3 separate regions of the Homo sapiens genome follow, and all the other regions are linked to region 2. The links are chromatin contacts, found by Hi-C in ENCODE. All regions are on one chromosome and are shown on one strand. Each heading gives the region's core, a stretch centred on a gene start or an enhancer-like site at or near the end of the contact. The rest is flanking DNA. Distances are from core to core; before and after follow the strand shown. Region 1 overlaps PLA2R1 (phospholipase A2 receptor 1). Region 2 holds the start of TANK (TRAF family member associated NFKB activator). Region 3 holds the start of WDSUB1 (WD repeat, sterile alpha motif and U-box domain containing 1).

Region 1 (2,927 bases), core at 107-2,606, 1.2 Mb before region 2:
GTCTCTGCCACCACTATCTTAGCCCAACCTACCAGTCTCTTGCCTGCACTACAGCAATAGCTTCCTAACTGCTCTTACCTTTCTCACCCTTGCCCTTCTTCCATATATCCTTGGCACTACATCTAGAGTAACTTTTTAAAATTTGGTCCTGGTCACGTCCTTCTTTAGTTTTAAACCCATCAAGGGTTTCCCACTGCTCTTAGGATAGAGGCCAGAAGTCCAACACGGTATCACCCTTTCCACTTCTTTTGTCTCACCTTTGGCCACTCTAGTTCTCTATGTTTCCTTTAGTTTCTTAAATGTCATACTCCCACCTTGCTGCAGGACCTTAGCACATGCAGCTCCCCCTATTTTTAATGTTCCCTGCCTTTCTGACCACTTCAGTCAGGTCCTCTGGCTATACACTTTTCTAGAACCACATAACTTTCCTTCATCACGTACAGCACAGTTTTAAATTACACAGCCATTTTCCTGATCGATTTACTAATGTTTGTTCTCCCTCTAGTGTGTAAGCACCAAAAGAGAAGGGGCTGTGTCTGTTTTTCCTCACCACTGAATTCCCGACATCGAGATAGTAAATGAATGAATGAATGAAGTGCTCCAATTTGAATAAATTCCAAAAAGAGGTGAGAGTATTTTTAAGAAAAAACTATGTTATGCACAAAATCAAATATTGACTAATCCCAAACTAGACAGTGCAAAGCAGCCATTACCACTCAATCCAGGTCTTGAATAAAAATATGTAAGTAGAAGCACAAGAGTTAATCACACACACACACTTAGAATTTCTTCCTCCCACAGATCTGCTGGGACAAGTATCTTAGATGACTCATTCTTCCTGGGTAAACCCCTGGTCAAACCTCTGTTACATTATCAAACACAGAGAAAACTATTTATGAGACATTAGAAAAGATGCTTAATTTCTGTGTATCTCAGTTTTAAAACCCACTTAATTTGCCAACAAAGTGGGATTTTTTTCCTTAGAAATAACCAATAAAAATTAGTCCTAGGAAATTCACAAACAATAAGCAAAGTTTAATGGGACATAATATATTGGAACTCATTTCAGAATTGTGAAGTAAAGAAGGTCCATCATTGTTATCTCCCAGTTTTCCTTCTGTAGCTTTATTTGTTAATAGGGAAAAACCATCCCACCGCTCTCAGCTATCAACTCTCCTATTAACAGTTTTTCTAATAATCTGATAAACTTACTTGTTTCAAGATGTTGATGACAGATGAGGCAATCTCAAAAATATTTCCCTTTTAAAAATAAAGGAAAGTGTTGAGACAAAGGAGAGAAACTCCAGTGGTGGAATTTTAGGCATTAATGCGCAGGAGAAGGCACTGTGGGTGGGGAGACATGCATGGTGACTCTGACATTGTGCCAGGTGAATTGCCACCTACTTATGAAGCCTGCTGTGATGATATCCTTTGTAATCAAATGCTCCTAATGCCTTGAAGAAAGAGTTGTGGAACTATGACTGTTGAATTGCTGGGTAAATATTGGCCACACATTAGAATAACTGAGGGAGCTTTAAAAAAATACGGATGCCTGGATCCCATGCAGATCAGCTAAATCAGAATCTTCAGGACGTCTCCTGCACTTTGATGTTTTTAAAAAGCTCACCTGCTGATTCTAAATATTTGACCAGGGCTGAAAACTACTGATCTAGCTGTTAGTTATCAATAATTTTTTTTTATAACTCTGAGCTACATGAGGGTGTTTTAATCATGCCCCAGGGCTAGCTTCAGAAGGCGCCTCCCCTCCCCGCCATTCTCATGCACATATTTATTCCCCTCTCTATTCCTTTCATGGGAAGCATTCACTTGCTCTTTTGCCCTGGGTCTGCTCCACCATCACTGCCACCATTCCCATAGATACACACTCTCTACGTGTGTACAGGAGGACACATGGGATGGAGGTGAACTGTGTGGGTAAAAATCAAGTTTGGGGGAAGGATAATAGCAAAAGGCTGAACCAGAAACAACTATTCCAGGTTTCTAAGAATTATTTATCAAATGCTAAGGATTTGACTTGTCATTAATTTCCTTAAAATATCCTCTTTTAATCCTAGAAGAAAACCTGGGCAATACCATTCAGGACATAGGCATGAGCAAAGACTTCATGCCTAAAACACCAAAAGCAATGGCAACAAAAGCCAAAATAGACAAATGGGATCTAATTAAATTAAAGAGCTTCTGCACAGCAAAAGAAACTATCATCAGAATAAACAGGCAACCTACAGAATGGGAGAAAATTTTTGCAATCTATCCATCTGACAAAGGTCTAATATCCAGAATCTACAAAGAACTTAAACAAATTTACAAGAAAAAAACAAACAACCCCATCAAAAAGTGGGCCAAGGAGATGAACAGACACTTCTCAAAAGAAGACATTATGCAGTCAACAGAAATATGAAAAAATACTCATCATCACTTGTCATTAGAGAAATGCAAATCAAACCCACAATGAGATACCACATCAGGCCAGTTAGAATGGCGATCATTAAAAAGTCAGGAAACAACAGATGCTGGAGAGTATGTGGAGAAATATGAACACTTTTACACTGTTGGTGGGAGTGTAAATTAGTTAAACCATTGTGGAACACAGTGTGGTGATTCCCCAAGGATCTAGAACTAGAAATACCATTTGACCCAGCAATCCCATTACTGGGTATATACCCAAAGGATTATAAATCATGCTGCTATAAAGACACATGCACATGTTTGTTTATTGCAGCACTATTCACAATAGCAAAGACTTGGAACCAACCCAAATGTCCATCAATGATAGACTGGATAAAGAAAATGTGGCACATAAACACCATGGAATACTATGCAGCCATAAAAAAGGATGAGTTCATGTCCTTTGCAGGGACATGGATGAAGCTGGAAACCATCATTCTCAGCAAACTAACACAGGAACA
Region 2 (2,916 bases), core at 72-2,571:
TGGTAGCCACTTTGGAAGACAATTTGGCAATTGCTTACAAAACTAAACATTCTCTTACCTTATGATCCAGCAATCATACTACTTGGTATTTATCCAAAGGAGATGAAAACTTATGTCCGCACAAAAAAACCTGCACACAGATATTTATAACAGCTTTTTTTCATCACACTGGGGTGAGGGATGTTGATAATGGGGAAGGGCTATGCTTGTGTCGGGGCAGAAAGTATATGGAAAATCTCTGGACATTCCTTTCCATTTTGCTGTGAATCTAAAACTGCCCTCAAAAAAAGTTTAAATAATTTTTTTAAAGCAGTACTGTATTGTGATGTTTAACTCAATTACTTATTACAAGAAAACTATTCAACTGGTCAAAACGTTATATATAAGAAGTTTCTGTTTGTTAAAAACATTGTTTCAAATATATTTAGGCTTTGACTTTTAAAAGTATACAGCAACATTCAAGATAACTAGACAGAATGCACTGCAACTTGGCAGGTTTTTAAATCCTTGGACTTACTGGCCTAAGGAAAGATGTGTAAACATCCATGATTCAGAAATACAGGGAGAAATTGGGGCAGCCAGACCTCATCCTCTTGCCCTAAAGGGAAAAGATATCTTTCTTGCGGTATCTAAGATATGAATCTTAGATAATATTCATGCATGGCTAGGAATTGGAATAATGGGAAAGTCTTAATTCATGGGAAATTTTCTAATAAAGTTCCACCTCCATTTCCAGCCATTCCTCTTTAACAAATACATTTAGTGAAAAATACTACCAGTTGGGGAGAAACCAAATGGGTATGTGTATATGTAGTGTTTCTCAGAGTGTGGACTTTAACCACGTTTAATTACATAAATTTACGAGGATCTGTTGAAAATGCAGGTTCCTGGGCTTCACTCCAGTTGCTCTGAAATGAAAGCTGTAGGAGTCGGTTGGTGAAACTACATTTTGTTTCTCAGGTGATTCTTGTGTACTCTAACTCATATATAGGGTGATGTTATTTATTTACTGGTTATTTATTTACCGGTTATTTATCGTTTGGCAAAAAAATCCAGCAAAGACTCACAAGTGACCTTTACACTTGACATAGGATTCTCTTCCGCTGCTGACGCTTTTTTTTTCTAAGAGGCGGGGACTTGGCTGGGCAGGGCTGGGGGAGGGCGCTAGGCGGGGCGGGCAGGGGCGGGGCAGAAGAGCCCTGGGCTGGGTGGGGCAGGGCGGAAGGGCCCTGGCCTTGTTGGGTGGAGGTGAAGAGTTAATGGCTCCGCGCGCAGGCACTGCCCTCTGAACTGGAACAAAATGCAACTTCCGGTTGGAGTCACTCGGCCAGGCGCCGGCGACCTGAGGGGAGAGGGAACGCAGCTGAAAGCGTGAACTGTGTGAGTAAGAAACTTTGTGAATTGGTGTGTCCGAATCCGTCAAGCACGACGTCGGAGAATTTGTATGCGTGAGCGAGAGGGACGCGCTGACAGTAGGGGCGCCGCAGGGAGAGAAGCCGAGGAGCAGCGGAGACAACCAATTTGCAGTTTGGGGAGGGATTTTGTGCGGGAGAAACCACGCGAGTCCTTCCCCCGGAGCGGACTCCTTGTGGGTTGGTTTCCGGGCCCGCGATGTCAGCATAGCATCGTCGGCCTCTGCCCCAACGGCTTCAAGGGAGGGACTCGTCCCGGCTGCTTTGCCCGGGAAATGGGGGTGGAAGGGCCTGCGGTGTCGAGGTGAGCAGTGGACCCTCCAGGAACATTCCCGACTTCCCTTCGGGAGAGAGACTGCCTCCTAGAATCAAGTAGTATCGTGGTTACTCTTTCGAAAACTTAATTGGTTCTTTCTGTTGTTTTCCCAAGGTGGTTGCACAATTCCCCTCTGCCTTCCTGTGGGGTGTCATCATAGCCTGGTCAATGAGAAGTTGGGTAACTTCCCAGAGGGTCACGGAGGGAGTGGGTGGCCAAGGCAGGAAGAACAGAAGCCAACCCCGCCCACAGTGGGAACCCAGGCGTTAGGTAGAGTCCTCACGCCGGTGTAAACTGACTAGCAACGAGTTACAGGCAAAAAAGCTGTGCTTTTCTAGAAGTAGAAAGGGGGAGGATAATCAAAGAAGAGCTGTGCCTTTATTGTTATGCTATAACGAGCAAAAGTAAAGCAGCCTTGCTATGTAAAGTGGTGTTTATCTCACCTCACAGGAGATGCTTTTGACAAGTTATAATAAGGGAGAGATGGTAGTAAAGGAAGTGAAGAAGCGACGTGAAATTGAAGGAAAAGAAAATGACCTGCCTTCTTACCGCGGTTGGAATACACACCCAAACGAGAGGTAGCAGAGAAGCAAGCAGTGCATTCTGTTAAAAATTATTGTGTCCTCATTTGAGAGAGGAGGGATCCTCAAATAATACAACTATGTGCAAAGCAGGAAGTGAAATCCTTCTCAGTCCTCTCCCCAGTTGTAATCCAAGCCTTCCACATCTTTCCTGTATGTGCATAACCATGTTATTTTGCTTTCTTATGAAAATGAGATTATGCATACTGTTCGATAATCTGTTTCAGATTAAATATATATATATGGTGAAAGTCTTGCCATATGTAGCTCTATTTTATTGTAATGTTGGCGTGGTACTGCATTGTGTAGATGTACCAAATTATAGTTAACTGTCACTTACTATGTCCTGTCCGTATATATTGCCCAGTATTCTTCAAAATTATCTGTTTCTCATTAGACTACAGATTTCATTAATCCTTTGTGAAATATATGGCAAATATTTTCAAGAATTATCAATGCTTTGGTTTAAAATGCCCAGGCTTTTTATCTCAGGTAAGAAGGTAGTCCCCACTCAAAAATTCTTAAAATCTTCTCCTATATTGCCTGTTAATTCTCTTTTTATGATTTACTCATTAAAACATCTGAAAATGATTTTTGTATGCTAAGA
Region 3 (3,096 bases), core at 434-2,933, 1.9 Mb before region 2:
TTCTCAGCAATTACCACCAGCATCGGATATTTGTTAAATTGTCTCCTCCGACTAGGATGTAAATCCCAAAGGAGTAGGTACTTTGCCATCTTGCTCATTTCTGTATCCACACCATGTAAAACTGTCAGGCACCTAATGTACTTAAATAAATATAAGTTGAATATTTATTTTGTTCGAGCCCAACTGAGTTCCAGCCTTTAAATAATCCATATGTAATATGAAATTAGAAAATCTACCAAGACTAAATATATATACACACACAGAAACATAACTGACGGTGGAAAACTGGTGTCAAGTGAGGCAGAATCAGCTCTGAAAGGGGCAGGTATAACCTTGACTTGTAAAATTGATAATCCTTTGTCCTAGTCTTATTTACGGAAACACCTCTACCAAAGAAAAAAAAAGTCTGGGCGCGATGGTGCACACCTGTAGTCCCAGCATTTTGGGAGGCCGAGATGGGTGGAACACTTGAGCCCAAGAGTTTAAGACCAGTCTGGGCAACAAGGCAAGACCCCATCTCTCTAAAAATAAAAATAATTAGCTGGGTGTGGTGGCGAGCACCTGTAGTCCCAGCTACTCGAGAAGCTGAGGCGGGAGCATCACTTGAGCCCCGGAGGTGACGCCGGCGGTGAGCTGTGATTGCACCACTGCACTCTAGCCTGGGCAACAGAGCAGGACCCCATCAATCAATCAAACAAATATTAAGGCATAAGGAGCATGCCTTTCCCTATCTTCATCTTATCCTTTTAGGATAAGTTCAGCTTCTTTTCTTCGAACATAAACTCCAATAAAGCCTAAAAACCAAACACGAAAATTTCTGGTAGACTATCCCTGTACTGCTGTCTTGAAAACAATCAAGACCAGGTGGTGCTTTCTGGAGAGCTCGCAAATCCCAGCTGTGCAAGTGCGCACAGGTGATTTTCCAAACAAACTCCGGCTCCCAGCCCTCTGCCGCACTCAGCTCCCTTTGCAAGTTCCAGGGCATTCAGTGGGAAGTACCGAGGCCACCGTCAGCTGAACAGTTTGTTTTGAAAAAGCTCTCAGGCCTACCCAGGACCTGCCTTGGGGTAGGGGGGGCGGTGTGGGCGTTCCCTCGGGCCTCGGCTGTCACGCGAACAGTAAATTCCCGGGCACACCAGGTCAGTTGGCCAGCGTAAACACATGAATCCCATCTCATTCAAAGCAAACCCGAAAGGTGTCCAGCGCTCCCAAAATAAAGTCCGCCACTTACACCCCCCATGCACGAAAGACCAGGAATGTGCCCCCCTCTATGAGCGGCCGGGCCTCTGTGGACTGAGCGACCCCAGGCAAGAGGGAGGCCTGGGAGGCAGGGAGCTCACCCGCAAGGGGCTTCCTTCCACCCGACGCCGACACGCCCGCCCTAGCCCCGGGCCAAGGGTGCACGAACCACGCCTCGCCGCACTCAAGGTCCCGGTTGGGCCCTGCTGCGCGGTTAGAACCGGGAAATGGAGGGCTCAGACGCCCCGCGCGAGCAGGCCCAGCCGCGCTTCCCCACCTGCCGCCACCGCCGCTGAGCCGGCCCGTGGGCGCGGCCGCTCTCACCTGCAGGAGCGGGGGCGCGCGGGATCCGCCTTCAAGGTGCCCACGGGCGGTGCGGGTCACGTGCCGCGCAGGTGAGGCTGGCGGGGCGGGCGCCGGCGGAGACCCAGAGCAGAGGGAACAGGCCCCGCCCCCGAACGCCCGCGGGGACCCAGAGCGGAGGGAACAGGCCCCGCCCCCCGAACGCCCGCTGTGACCCAGAGCGGAGGGAGTAGGCCCCGCCCCGCGAAAGCCTGTGGAGACCCAGGGCGGAGGGAACAGGCCCCGCCCCCGGGACCGGCCCCTGAGGCGGCGCATGCGCGCTCTTCCGCCCGGACTGCGAGTTCCTCCCCAGCTTCTGGCTCCTAGGGTCAAGGCGATTTCAGGCTTGGAAAGGGACTTCCGTCGCAAATCTTTCTGTTTTTGCTAAAGCTGCGGTCGCAAGGCCTAGTGATCGCCTGAAACGTCGTTTTAAAGGGGCGTTGCATGGAATGTTCGGCCATCCCTGCTGAAAGTTTTTACCTCTTTCTCCAGTTCTCCACCCTGCACTGTGTACTCCGAGGCCGGTCTCCCAGATTGGCCTTCTCTATTTCGGCCACCCTGGGCGGTCCGTGACTTGGCGTCTTCTGCCCTCGCCTCCTCATTCGGGTTCCCCTAGGGGTCTCTCCCGGGCAGGCTGCCTGCCCCGGGCCCCAGCCCTGCCGTTGGGTGGGTATCCTGAGCTCACTGGAACCCCGGGCGCCTTTTCTTCAGCCTTTCCCAGTGCGTCCCACTGGCTCACGGTAGACTGGTTTCCACGTGTCATTGACTACAAAGTGGCCCTGCCAGTGCTTTTTGAGATAAAAATTATCCAGAAAAAAAAAAGTTCCTGAGCAAATTACCACTTGTTAACTAAATGCACAACATAGTGTGGGACTATGTTCAGATGAAAATCAAAGATACAGAGAGCTTTTATTTTTAATCCATGAGGAAACATTAAAAATATATCAGCCTGTGGAGACCGAAGTTACATTTGAAGAGTAATGACCTAAAATGCTCACATTTAAAGATGAAATTGAGACCGTGGGAAACTATTTGCAATGAAAAAGATTAAGGGGAAAGGGAAGATTAAAAATTAGGATTTTGTGAAGTTCTTGTTAATTTTTTAAAATTAGCGGAGTGCATCATGATTGAGACTTTGAACACCAAATTCCATTCCAAAGTATTGCCAAAACAGTATTTTTCTAAAAACAAGTTTTTGATTGTATAAATAATAGAGCTCTCTGTAGGAAACACAGAATATATAACAGGAAAATAAATAGTCAATAATTACACCCCTCAGAGATCACCCACTCAGAGATAACATTTTCTCTCAGTCTTTCAGAAAAACTAATTTTACAAAAAGTCCTGGAAACTGCCTTTTTAAACAAACTTGTGTCATGAGCTGTTCCCATGTCTAAAATTTCATTAGCTTTTTTTTCTACATAATGGTCTACATATAAACATACCATAAATTATTTAACATTTTCCCTGTTGCTGGATGGTTTCAACAATTTTGATCTTAGTGTAGATAATGCT

Evidence for each region. A loop is a pair of places that touch in the nucleus more often than their neighbours do. Pooled maps may share reads with other maps.
Region 1: a loop to region 2 is called in a map with no recorded cell type, with 3 times the contacts of the local background. The contact joins the enhancer-like site here to the promoter of TANK in region 2. A Hi-C loop is called at or near these places in 2 of 37 single-sample maps with no recorded cell type and 2 of 50 pooled maps.
Region 3: a map of CD8-positive, alpha-beta T cell shows a loop between it and region 2 (19-fold over the local background). The contact joins the promoter of WDSUB1 here to the promoter of TANK in region 2. A Hi-C loop is called at or near these places in 4 of 168 maps with a recorded cell type or tissue (CD4-positive, alpha-beta T cell, CD8-positive, alpha-beta T cell and naive thymus-derived CD4-positive, alpha-beta T cell) and 14 of 50 pooled maps.

What each region holds. Positions count from the first base shown.
Region 1 is chr2:159,959,860-159,962,786 of GRCh38, forward strand. The region is part of intron 20 of PLA2R1 (phospholipase A2 receptor 1); the gene reads right to left. Among named protein-coding and RNA genes, the nearest start is that of LY75-CD302, 57 kb to the left of the region's middle. Within about 2 kb of position 1,357, at least 2 of the 41 ENCODE cell types and tissues checked have a DNase peak (open chromatin) inside an H3K27ac peak, as active enhancers do.
Region 2 is chr2:161,159,107-161,162,022 of GRCh38, forward strand. It overlaps TANK (TRAF family member associated NFKB activator), which reads left to right and starts at 1,322. Exons shown (of 8, transcript NM_001199135.3): 1 at 1,322-1,380. TANK-AS1 (TANK antisense RNA 1) reads right to left here and starts at 1,184. Exons shown (of 3, transcript NR_187173.1): 1 at 1,026-1,184; 2 at 59-130. RefSeq lists an enhancer at 1,032-1,795.
Region 3 is chr2:159,285,020-159,288,115 of GRCh38, forward strand. It overlaps WDSUB1 (WD repeat, sterile alpha motif and U-box domain containing 1), which reads right to left and starts at 1,684. Exons shown (of 11, transcript NM_001128212.3): 1 at 1,564-1,684. RefSeq lists silencers at 1,518-1,957, 1,644-1,813.